2 separate regions of the Mus musculus genome follow, and region 1 is linked to region 2. A link is a loop called in an ENCODE intact Hi-C map of the cell type or tissue named here. Cell type or tissue: heart. All regions are shown on one strand. Links, peaks and the distances in the headings refer to the core of each region. The heading gives the core; the rest is flanking DNA. Region 1 holds the start of Nol12 (nucleolar protein 12). Region 2 holds the start of Gga1 (golgi associated, gamma adaptin ear containing, ARF binding protein 1).

The links. Hi-C counts contacts between places; a loop is a spot of excess contacts. Peaks named below come from ENCODE experiments on the same cell type or tissue, not always from the same donor. Only the 100,000 strongest peaks of a DNase experiment are listed, where the experiment ranks them.
Region 1: a loop joins it to region 2, with 5 times the contacts of the local background. A loop is called at or near these places in 1 of 42 quality-filtered maps.

The regions. Positions count from the first base shown.
Region 1 is chr15:78,931,839-78,937,207 of GRCm38, reverse strand. It overlaps Nol12 (nucleolar protein 12), which reads right to left and starts at 2,275. Exons shown (of 6, transcript NM_133800.3): 1 at 2,133-2,275; 2 at 624-729; 3 at 26-74. The coding sequence starts at 2,218. In heart, for the core only: a CTCF peak has its summit at 2,292; DNase peaks (open chromatin) are centred at 1,987 and 2,297; H3K4me3 peaks cover 1,753 bases; H3K27ac peaks cover 2,642 bases.
Region 2 is chr15:78,873,835-78,879,138 of GRCm38, reverse strand. It overlaps Gga1 (golgi associated, gamma adaptin ear containing, ARF binding protein 1), which reads right to left and starts at 1,949. Exons shown (of 17, transcript NM_145929.2): 1 at 1,522-1,949. The coding sequence starts at 1,564. In heart, for the core only: CTCF peaks have their summits at 1,787 (motif pointing left) and 2,771; DNase peaks (open chromatin) are centred at 788, 1,658, 1,798, 2,758 and 2 weaker places; H3K4me3 peaks cover 2,744 bases; H3K27ac peaks cover 3,736 bases.

The DNA of each region.
Region 1 (5,369 bases), core at 117-5,116, 58 kb before region 2:
ACGTGAAGCCTAGATAGAGACTTACCCAGTGCTTCCTCTCTTTCTGCCAGCATCTTCAGGTACTCCTGGTGGCGCTGAAGCCCAAAGGGAAGAGGTGAAGGTGTTAACTGTTAACCTGACCAAATCTAAGATGGCCTGGGAGATGGGCCTCTGAGCATACTATGCGTTATTATCGTGATTTTGTTTACTGAGATGGGAAGACCTGCTCACTATGGGTGGTGCCATTCAGTGAAGAACCAGCTGCTTCAAGCTCCTGCCACCCTGACTCTCCTGCCAGGATGAACTGGGTGCTTGAACTCAGAGTAAACCTTTCCTCCCTTATGCTGCCTTTTTTTCAAGAGTATTTTACCACAGTCACAGAAAAAGCCACTAAAACGGAAATAAACACAGCGAGAATGGCCTTTCGGTCCACACATGGGACAGCCCTGTGTACTCCCATCGTATGAGAGCATGGTTCACGGAGCAAATTCTAGAGGAGACTCATCCCTCACACGCGGATCCCCAGCGTCTCTATACGCTGCTCCCGTCACACTCACACTGCGGTCCCATAGCTGCCTCTAGCAGACCTAGCCAAGGCTGGCCCTCCCCTGGGAGGTGAAACCCTACCCCACCCTCAACCACACCTCTTCCCGAAGTTTCTTCTGCTCTTGCTTAAGCCGCTGCTTTATCTCTTCAATGGCTGCCTTCTTGCGCTCTACCTTCCGCTTGTGGAAGCCTGTCAGGTACTCCCTGCAAGAAGGAAGAAGGGGAGAAGCCAGGGGAGTCAGGAGGAGCCAGGAGGAAAGCAGGGCTCTACAGAGCTCCATAAGTTGCCTGACTCTCTCCTACCCACCAACCCATTTTACCCTCTCACAGCCAACCCTTAATTTATAGATGGGGACTCTGAGGAAGAGACTAGGATACTCATCCAAGGTCACAGACAATGCAGTCACAAGTCATTCAATGACAAAGGTACCTTCGAGAAATGAGTTGTGAGTCCTTGCTGGACCATCAGAGTGTACTTACATAATAATCCTGGGTGGTATAACCTACCACACACCTATGCTGGAAGCTATAGTCTCAGTACGCGCTCCATCACTAACCAAACGTCACCTAGCTCACCTGGCCTTCCTGCCCCTTGCTAAGTACACAAAAGGCCAGGTGGTCAATACACAGAGCTGGTGGTCACTGTTCCCACACTGGCAAACTTTATTTCATAGGAGTCACTTCTAGTAAGGCTTTCTAATAATGCCTTCACCCAGACCCCAAAACTCTTTCACTGAACCAACCAACAACCAGTCCTCAAGGCCACCTGACTCCTGAACCCACCTGGGTCCTGTGTGGCGGGTCCTAGGAGTGCCCCCACCTTCCTGACTCGTGCTTCCTTCTTCCTGTCTAATCTCTGCTGTTCCTGAGTTTGCTGTATTGGAAGTTAATTACGCTTAGTACCTTATTCGAGCTAGGCAAATGGTCTAATAAATTAATTCGTTTATATTGTCTTGGAGACAGGGACAAATTGTCCAAATGCCCATACCGTTCTTGAACTTTCCCGCACAGGGTTTTACTTTGCAATCCTCCTGCCTCAGCATCCGGGATGGCTAGGATTATAGGTCTGCACTACCAGGCTTTGCAATTACGGTTTCCGTTGGTACACTACACCAGGGGTTTTAACTGTATTTTGCTACTGTTATGGATCGTAATGTAAATATTATCTCTTTTCCGATGGGTTTAAGGGGGTCGCGACCCACAGGTTGAGAGCCATCAGACCACAAGGTGCTATTTACGGTGACACTAAAAAGCAGTTCAGCCTCTGGTCTCAGGCTTGGCTGGCACGCAGTCTGGTGCGTGAATCAATGAACTAAACCTCTCTCATCCCATCGGCTCGTCCTTCGTCAACAACGACTGGGAGCCAGCTATGGGCTGTGACAATAGACGGCGCGGCACTCCGGTGGTCCAAGGCGCAGCGCTGAGAGCCGTAAACAGCGAGGGAGGAGCGGGCGACTCCATCCCCCGAGGTGGGGAAAGAGGAAGGCGAGCTCCAGCTACATCCAGGGGCGGGGCCGGAAGAACCCTCCGCGTGGGCGTGCGCGCCCTGTGCCTGGCGCGCTTCCCCCGGCAGCCCGACGGGAGTCTCTTTCCACCCTGCCACTCACCGCCGCTTCTCTTCATCAAAGTTGAGAACGAGCCGGGGCCGCCGGTCGTCTCCATCTCTTTTCTTCTTCTTCTTGTTGCGGCCCATTGCAGTGAAGCTTCCGGCAGCGTGGCCGCTTCTGACTTTAAAACACTTCCGGGTGTAGCAGTTTCAGATTTCCGGTAGGGCGCTCTTCGTGGCCTTGTTCCACAGTTCCGCAGATTTGGCTCCACCTTTTAAAGGAGCCTCCCGTCCTGCCTCAGCTTTGGTTCAGGTCTTCTGAACAATCCTCCCAGAATGGCTTCGGTGAGAACTAGGCTCCCCGATTCCATCATCTGACCTGCCTCGAACAAGCGCTCAATCTGGAGTTATTTATAAACCGCTAAGAATTACTGAACTTAATTGAATTCAGATGTCAACTCTTTCATGATTTCCTTGAGCGAGGGAAACTGCCTAGATGCAAACACTGGTATTCCTTTACAAAGTATGTGACTCAAAAGCAATTGCCCCCCTTTAAAAAAAAAAGATTAAATCATAAATTATGGGCTAGGGGAGGTGGCATACATCTTTATCCCAGTACCTGAGAGGCAGAGGCAGGTGGATCAAAGTCAGCCTAAGCTACACAGTGAGTTCCAGGACAACCAGAGCAGAGCTAGACAATAAAGAGACCCTGTCTATAAATAAATAAGTAAGATTAAAAAAATACTGTGCCTAAGTGAGTTTAGGTCTACTGTATGAGGACCTACAAGGCCAGAAGACGGTATGAAATCCCCTGCAACTAGAGTTACAGATGGGGGCTGGTGAGATGGCTCAGCAGGTAAGAGCACCCGACTGCTTCCGAAGGTCCTGAGTTCAAATCCCAGCAACCACATGGTGGCTTACAACCATCCCTAATGAGATCTGACTCCCTCTTCTGGTGTGTCTGAAGACAGCTACAGTGACTTACATATAATAAATAAATAAATCTTAGAGTTACAGATGGTGTGTGAGTCATGTGGGTACTGAGAATCAAACCTTGGTCCTCTATAAGACAAGTAGGCACTGTTAACCATTGGAGTCATCTCTCCAGCCCCCAAATTGCCTTTTTCTTTGTGTCTCACTTTCCTATTTATAAAATAGAGATCATTGTAGTGACTTTGTAAGGCTGTAAAGAGGTGGCCCTGGAACTCTGGCATGCACTTAAAGGCTTGCTGAAATCCAAATTGAGGGTTCAGGGTTCAACACACTTGGCAGGGCCCCAGAATGTCCATTTCTAGAACATTCTCTGGTGACCCTGAATATTGCTCCTGCGTGCAGCAAACTGAGAGCCGTGACTGTGGTGGGACAAGTGTGTCGGGTCAGAAGTGCATAACACAATATTCTCCCAGACTCAGTTGGTGCAGAGGGAAATCTCTGAGTTCGAGGCCAGCCTGGTCTACAGAGTAAGTTCCACGACAGCCAGGGCTACACAGAGAAATCCTGTCTCAAAAAACCAAAGCCAAACGGGGTGGGGGGAGAGCAGGGATTGTGCCAGTGATCAAATGTGAGCTAGATTGTCTGAGCTTTGGTGTTTGGTCTCCCTTCCCAGCTTCCTGGCCACTCCCTCAGAAGCTAATATGTCTGCTCAGAGAGGTGGGAAGCAGGCTGTGATAATGAGCCTCACTTCCACGTAGGTGTGGCACTCCATGAATGTCTGATTCCTCCCACACGGGTCCCCCACTCGGAGATTCTATGCTGGATGCTGAGAAGAAGTTATCTTTAAAGTGTGGGTCGGGGCTGGAGAGATGGCTCAGTGGTTAAGAGCACTGACTACTCTTCTGGAGATCCTGAGTTCAAATCCAAGCAACCACATGGTGGCTCACAACCATCTGTAATGAGATTAGTGCCCTTTTCTGGTATGTCTGAAGATAGCAACAGTGTACTCACATATAATAAATGAACACATTAAAAAAAAAAGTGTGGGTCCCCAAACTGGGCATGGTGACACAGCCTGTTATCCTAGCAAGTAGAGACAGGAGGGTCAGGAGTTTGAAATCATCCTGATACGCAGAAAATTGGAGTCCAGCCTGGGCTAGAGACCCTATCTTAAGAAAAGGGTTACTAGACACATGCGTCTCCGAGTGGTCACTTCTGTTCCCCTAGAACCAAGCCCTCCTACATCCTTTGTCATCTCCCTTCTGGGTAGAGGCACTGTCCTGGCCACACTGTGCCCCCTGAAGAAGCCTAGAGAGCTGAGAGCTGCCTTCCCTTCTGCTACTGGGCTGTCACCCGCTGCTATGCTATCCCCTCCTCTCTGTGGACTAAACAGAAGTTCTGTGGTCTGACTTAGTAAGTCAGAGCCCGCCTTTGGTCTTCAGCCCCTTCCCAGACTCCTTCCTCTTTGTGGGTCACTGGATGCCTTCTTAGCCAAAGCTGTGGCCTGTGCATCTCCCACCCCCACCCCAGGACCATTTTTTTCTTTTCCTTTTCTTTTAAGATTTATTTATTTATTTATTTAATGTATATGAGCACACTGTAGCTGTCTTCAGACACACCAGAAGAGGGCATTGGATCCCATTACAGATGGTTGTGAGCCACCATGTGGTTGCTGGGGATTGAACTCAGGACCTCTGGAAGAGCAGTCAGTGCTCTAAACCGCTGAGCCATCTCTCCAGTTTCCCGGGGTTTTGTTTGTTTGTTTGTTTTGTTTTGTTTTTGTTTGTTTGTTTTGTTTTGCAACAGAGTCTCCCTACATATCCCTGGGTGTCCTGGAACTCACTATGTAGACCAGACTGGCCTTGAACTCACAGAGCCCTGCCAGCTGAGTGAGGGATTAAAACAGTGCACGATCAAGCTGGCAACCAGTACAATTCTTTTTTGTTTGTTTGGGTTTTTTTGTTGTTGTTTTGGTTTTCGAGACAGGGTTTCTCTGTATAGCTCTGGCTGTCCTGGAACTCACTCTGTAGACCAGGCTACCCTCGAACTCAGAAATCCATCTGCCTCTGCCTCCAAAGTGCTGGGATTAAAGGCGCATGCCACCACTGCCCGGCTTTTTTTTTTTAACTATTATTATTTGTAATTCATTTTATGTATATAGGTGTTTTGCCTCAGGTCCGAAGAAAGCGTTTCATCATCTGAAACTGGAGTTAGAGACAATTGAAGATGGCTGTAAGCTGCCATGTGGGTGCTGGGAATTGAACTCTGGTCCTCTGGAAGGGCAGTCAATGCTCCTACCACTGAGCATCTCCCAGCCCCACCCTGTGGTGAGCCTTACAACCTCTCTGTGAGGTCATCCCTTTCT
Region 2 (5,304 bases), core at 1-5,000:
GGAGAGAGGTATTTCACAACTGGGCATGACTCTTCAGATGCTGTCCTGGCTAGTTTTGTGTCAACTTGACACAGCTGGAGTTATCACAGAGAAAGCAGCTTCAGTTGGGGAAGTGCCTCCATGAGATCCAGCTGTAAGGCATTTTCTCAATTAGTGATCAAGGGGGAAAGGCCCATTGTGGGTGGGACCATCTCTGGGCTGGTAGTCTTGGTTCTATAAGAGAGCAGGCTGAGCAAGCCAGGGAAAGCAAGCCAGTAAAGAATATCCCTCCATGGCCTCTGTATCAGCTCCTGCTTCCTGACCTGCTTGAGTTCCAGTCCTGACATCCTTTGGTGATTAACAGCAATGTGGAAAATGTAAGCTGAATAAATCCTTTCCTCCCCAACTTGCTTCTTGGTCATGATGTTTGTGCAGGAATAGAAACCCTGACTAAGACAGATGGGGAAAATATCTATGGTCCTCTTTTACCTCTGACCTCCTGAGACCCGTGCAGTACTGTATCTCATGCAGTCCATGGTCACTGTCTCCTTCTAACCACCAATCAACCCCACTGCCAGGCTGACTCTCCTCCGCCCCCCCCCCCCCCCCCAGATCGGTGAGCTCTGGGAATCAACCTTCCAGTTCAACTTCCTTCGAGGCTGGCTTCAAAGATGCTGACCATGTCGGCCCACACCACCCTGCACAGATCCTTGCTATATCTCAGACCAGGAGGTTGAGCTTGAGGATAGACCGGAAGGCTTCTCTGGGTCACATCCCTGAAAGGCCTTGGGACAGACCTGTCACTAAATGGACCAGAAGAGCCAACCTGCAGCTCCCAGGGGCAGAGTTCAGGAATGGGGTTGGCAAGGCCAAGGATCTTCAACAAGCAGTGTGGGACAGGGAGAACAGAGGATGGGGCTTGGAAGCCAGAGTTGGAGGAAGCTGTTTCGAAGGAGACAGGAAACAAGGACAGAGGCCTGGGGAGGAGGCTCAGCAGGGGCTAGGAAAGCAATCTGGGACGCAAAGCAAGGCTGGGCTTGGGTATAACGACAGAGAACTTGATTTCCTTATGGAGTCTTAGACGGGACCCTTTCAAGCACTGGGAGTTTCTCCAGGCGCGGACAGAGCTGGATCAGATGGGCCAGGGGTCCCCCCTTTCCTGGGCTGGGGGACCGAGCAGATCTAAGAAGAGCTGCGGGCACAGGGTTTGAAAGACTCAGGCCCTGAGGAAGTGGGGGGATCCCTCTAGGGGAAGACTCGAGGGTCTGCGCTTTGGTGCAACAGGCAGGGCCTTCGGGGGTCCGGGATAACTCTGCGCCACCGGGTCACCGGGGTGGGTGGGCGGCGCCCGCTCCCGGCCAGGCTGCGCGCAGCTGCCAGGGTCCGAGCGGAGCGACAGACTGGGGCGCCGCCCCTCCGGGTCGGGGGGCGGGGCGTGAGGAGGGGGCGCGCGGACCCCGCCCCGCCGGGAGAGAGAGAGGGGCCAGCCTCGCGCCCCCGGTTCCGGTTCCGGTCCGGCTCGCGCCCCTCCCGGACACTCACTGATTCGTGCCTCCAGAGTCTCCGGCTCCATCGCGGGCTCCATCCGCCACGGGCCCCCGGCCTCGGCGCCGCCCCCCGCCCCCCGGCCGCTCTCGCGGGAACTCCTCGGCTCCGCCCTCGGCCGGTTAAAGGGGCCGCGTCCACCCCGCGGAGTAGGAACGCGGCACCGGGACGCCGGGCACCATCGAGACGCGGGTGGAGCCGCCTAGAGCGTCGCCTCGTCGGCGCCCCTCCCCCTGGCGGCTGGCGGAGTCGCCGGTGGGGCTGGTCGGCGGCCTCGCAGCTCCGGGCGCTCGGGCGGGAGAGGAAGAGGAGAGCCTGGGGGTGGCGGGCGGCACCATAGAAACCCCGCGGGACCGCTCTAACTCAGTTAGCGTCACGCAGAGACCCGTGACCGCTTCCGGGACAACGCTCCGGAGCCATGTTTCTGAAGGGGTTCTGAAGTCACTTCCGGAGCCCTCAGGGGTACTTCCGCTTACGTGGGAAGATGTCAAAGTCCCTTAAAAGGGCAACTGGGCACTGTGGCCGCCGCCAACGCGATGAGGTTAAGCTAACGTTTGTTTAGCTCTTAAAGCCCTAGGCATTGTTCTGAGCAGTTTTTTCCCCTTTGAGACAAGGGCTCACTGTCTTGCTCTGGCAGTCCTGAAGCTCGCTCTGTAGAATAGGCTGGCGTGGAATTCCTGAGATCCGCCTTTTTCCGCCTCCCAAGTGCAGACATTAAAGAAGTGTGCCACCACGCCCAGCAAAGGGCTAAGTCTTTTTTTTTTCTTAACCTATGAATCTACATTCAAACCCGGGAGCCAGGTTATGAGTTTGCCTGAGGTCATTAGGGGTCAGTGCTTGCACCGAGTACTTAATTCTGCATTCAGTTTAGAAACTCCTTGCATTTGGGTTATTCGGTGCCCAGCCCTGGAGAGAAAGACAAGGCCAGATATATATCCTACAAGGTGATGATAACGCCCGCACTTATCAGACAGAGGCAGGAGGTTATCAGTTCAAGGCCAGTGTGGAATATCGTATCTCAAAGCACGTAACACTCTCAAGGTGATGGGGAAGCCAGAGAGGTGGTGGCAAAATGAGAGGTTATCTTTCCCCAAACTGGAATGGTGACGACGTCAGGCTCTTTTTTTGAGGTGGTTTAGGAGGAGGCAAAATGTGAGGTACTTTCACCCGCTTTTTCCACCCTCTGCGGTCGCCTTGGCTAATTCTCAGGAATGCCAGTTCGCTCTCTGTAGCCTCTGGCGGCCGTCGGGGGAACTGGCTACTGTGCCCTCTCCAGCGAGCCTGTGCCAGGAAGAGTTAAAGAGCATCTGAGACCAAGGAACCGGCGAATCCAGTTCCGCATGCCTGTGGCCTTGGAGGGATCAGTATTCACCTTGCAGAACCAGTTACCTCATTTCAGTCGGGTTTTCTTCTGAACCCAACTCTCAGTGAGACGTTTAATTCTCTCCTGCAACCTATAAGATACGGGAGAGGGTAACAAGATGGGCTCCGCCTGCTTTGTTTTCTTTATTTTTAAAATTGTTAATGAAATAAAACCCAACTGCAGGCCGGGCAGTGGTGGCGCACGCCACCTAGCACTTGAGAGGAAGAGGCAGGTGAATCTCCGAGTTCAAAGTCAGCCTGGTCTACGGAGCGAGTTCCAGGACCCAGGGCTACACAGAACAAAACCCAAAACAAAAACCCAAACTGCATTTGCCAAATTGATTTAAAGTCAGATCACTACTCACAGGCACTTTTGGTGGAGCGACAGAGGCAGGGTCTCCTGTAAGCCTAGGCAGGCCTTGAACGCACTATAGACTTGATCTCTGATCCTTCTTTCTCCACCTTCTGCGTGCATCACCACACCTGCAAGAGAATAGGACTTCTTGCAAGCTAAGCAACACGCTACCAACTGAGAGACATCTCCAGCTACTTCTGCCTCCATCTAGAGTCCTTATAGCCCAAGCTGGCGATTTCTGTGGTACCTAGCATTTCATATAAACATGTTAGGCAGACACATCACCACCTGAGCTCTAACCTCCAGCTGCCCCACAGTGTATTTCTTTGCATGCTTGTGGTTTGTGTCCCTCCCTGCCTCTGGGAAGTCTCATCCTGAAGCATTGCATCTGGTGAATCCCTGAGTTTCTTTTCCTGTTGCTGTGATTAAACTGCTCTGATAAAAGCAACTTAAAGAAGACAGGGTTTCCCACAATTCAAGGGGAGGAGAAATCAAGGCGGTGGCAGCTGGGCCCATCACAGCTGCAGCTGAGAAACAGGGCAGAGAGAGTGTGGAATGCACACTGCTTCCCGCCCTTTCTCCACTCACACAGTACAGGTTCCCCATCGGGGATGGTGCCACCCACAGTGGGCAGGTCTTCCCAGCTCAGTAGACTCAGGCAGGGTAATCCTCCTGAGGCACGAGCAGCAGCTCATCGACCAGGTGATTGGAAATCTGTCAAGTTCACAGAACTAGCGGGCACAGTGTCCTGAGACCTAAAATAGTGCTGGGGTCCAGAAGGTGCCGGGGTTCAGAGCATAGTGCCTCAAAGCATGGCGCCTGCCCACACTGAAGGGATCTCAGAATCGGCACAGAGCACAAGCAGACACTAAATCCTCAGCCCCAAAGAGATTTTATTTACCTAGGAGGGGACAAGCAGGGGGTCTGACTGCCTCTGGGTCAGGCAAAGTGAGCCTCAGGTGTCTCTGTGGGAGTGGTTTGTTTGTAAGGAGACAAAGGGGGAAGCCTGAATTAGGATGACTTGGTAAATCCTAATTGGACATGTTAGTTAGTGTAGCCAAATGTTGAATTTTGATTGCTGGACCTTGGTGATCAGCCTCAGGAATGTATTCGAATGGTTTAGCAAAGGAGAGGGAATCGGAAAAGGAAGACCTGCTGCTGTCATGATTGCCAGGCCTGGGCTTGTCAGAAAGCCCTTCACATGTGGGTCTGCAGGAAACCTTCTCCCTTTTCCCTTCCGCCCTTTCTCCTCCGTCTTCCGTCTCCCTTCCAGGTAGGCCATAGAAACTAGAATTCTTGGGCTGGAGAGATAGCTCAGTGGTTAAGAGCACTGACCCCTCTTCCACAGATCCTGAGTTCAATTCCCAGCAACCACATGGTGGCTCACAACCACTTGGGAGGCAGAGGTAGGCAGAACTCTTGAGTTAGAGGCCAGCCTACACAGCAAGTTCCAGGACAACCAAGGCTACATAGACCCTGTCTCAAACAAAACACCATCTTTAAAAAACGATTACATGTTTATTTACATGTGGAGGGCAGAGAGCGACTTCAGGGGTGGCGCCTTCCACCTTCCCTTGCTTTCAGACTCAGTTCTTGGGTTCTTGCCTTTACTCCCCCAGCTGTCCTGCTGGCTCCCCACCAGCCTCTATGTGGTGCTGTGGCTATCAAACCTCGGGCTTTGTTCGTGCTTGACAAGTCCTCTCTCTGCTGAGCTACACTCCCAGTCTGTCACTTCATTATCCCAATGAAAGAAAGCGGCAAACAGCGGCAAGTGTAGGGTGAGACCTGCCCTTGCTCTCCCCTTCCCCAAAGCACAGAGGTAGCTGCACGACACTTGTCCTCACCTTCCTCCCTTGCCAGAGCCACACACTGGCACTTTATCTCTCTGCCACCTCGAAGGACAAGGATTCCAAGGACAGCAGGAAAGACTTGGGAAATCTCCAAGGACCTCCTTGCCTCTCCGTAACAGTCACAGCCACCGGAGCGGAGGGGATGGGAGCTTTGCCACAGATGTACAGTCTTAGAGGTGACAGAGTCATTGGCCTCCTCTAAGTATCCAAAGC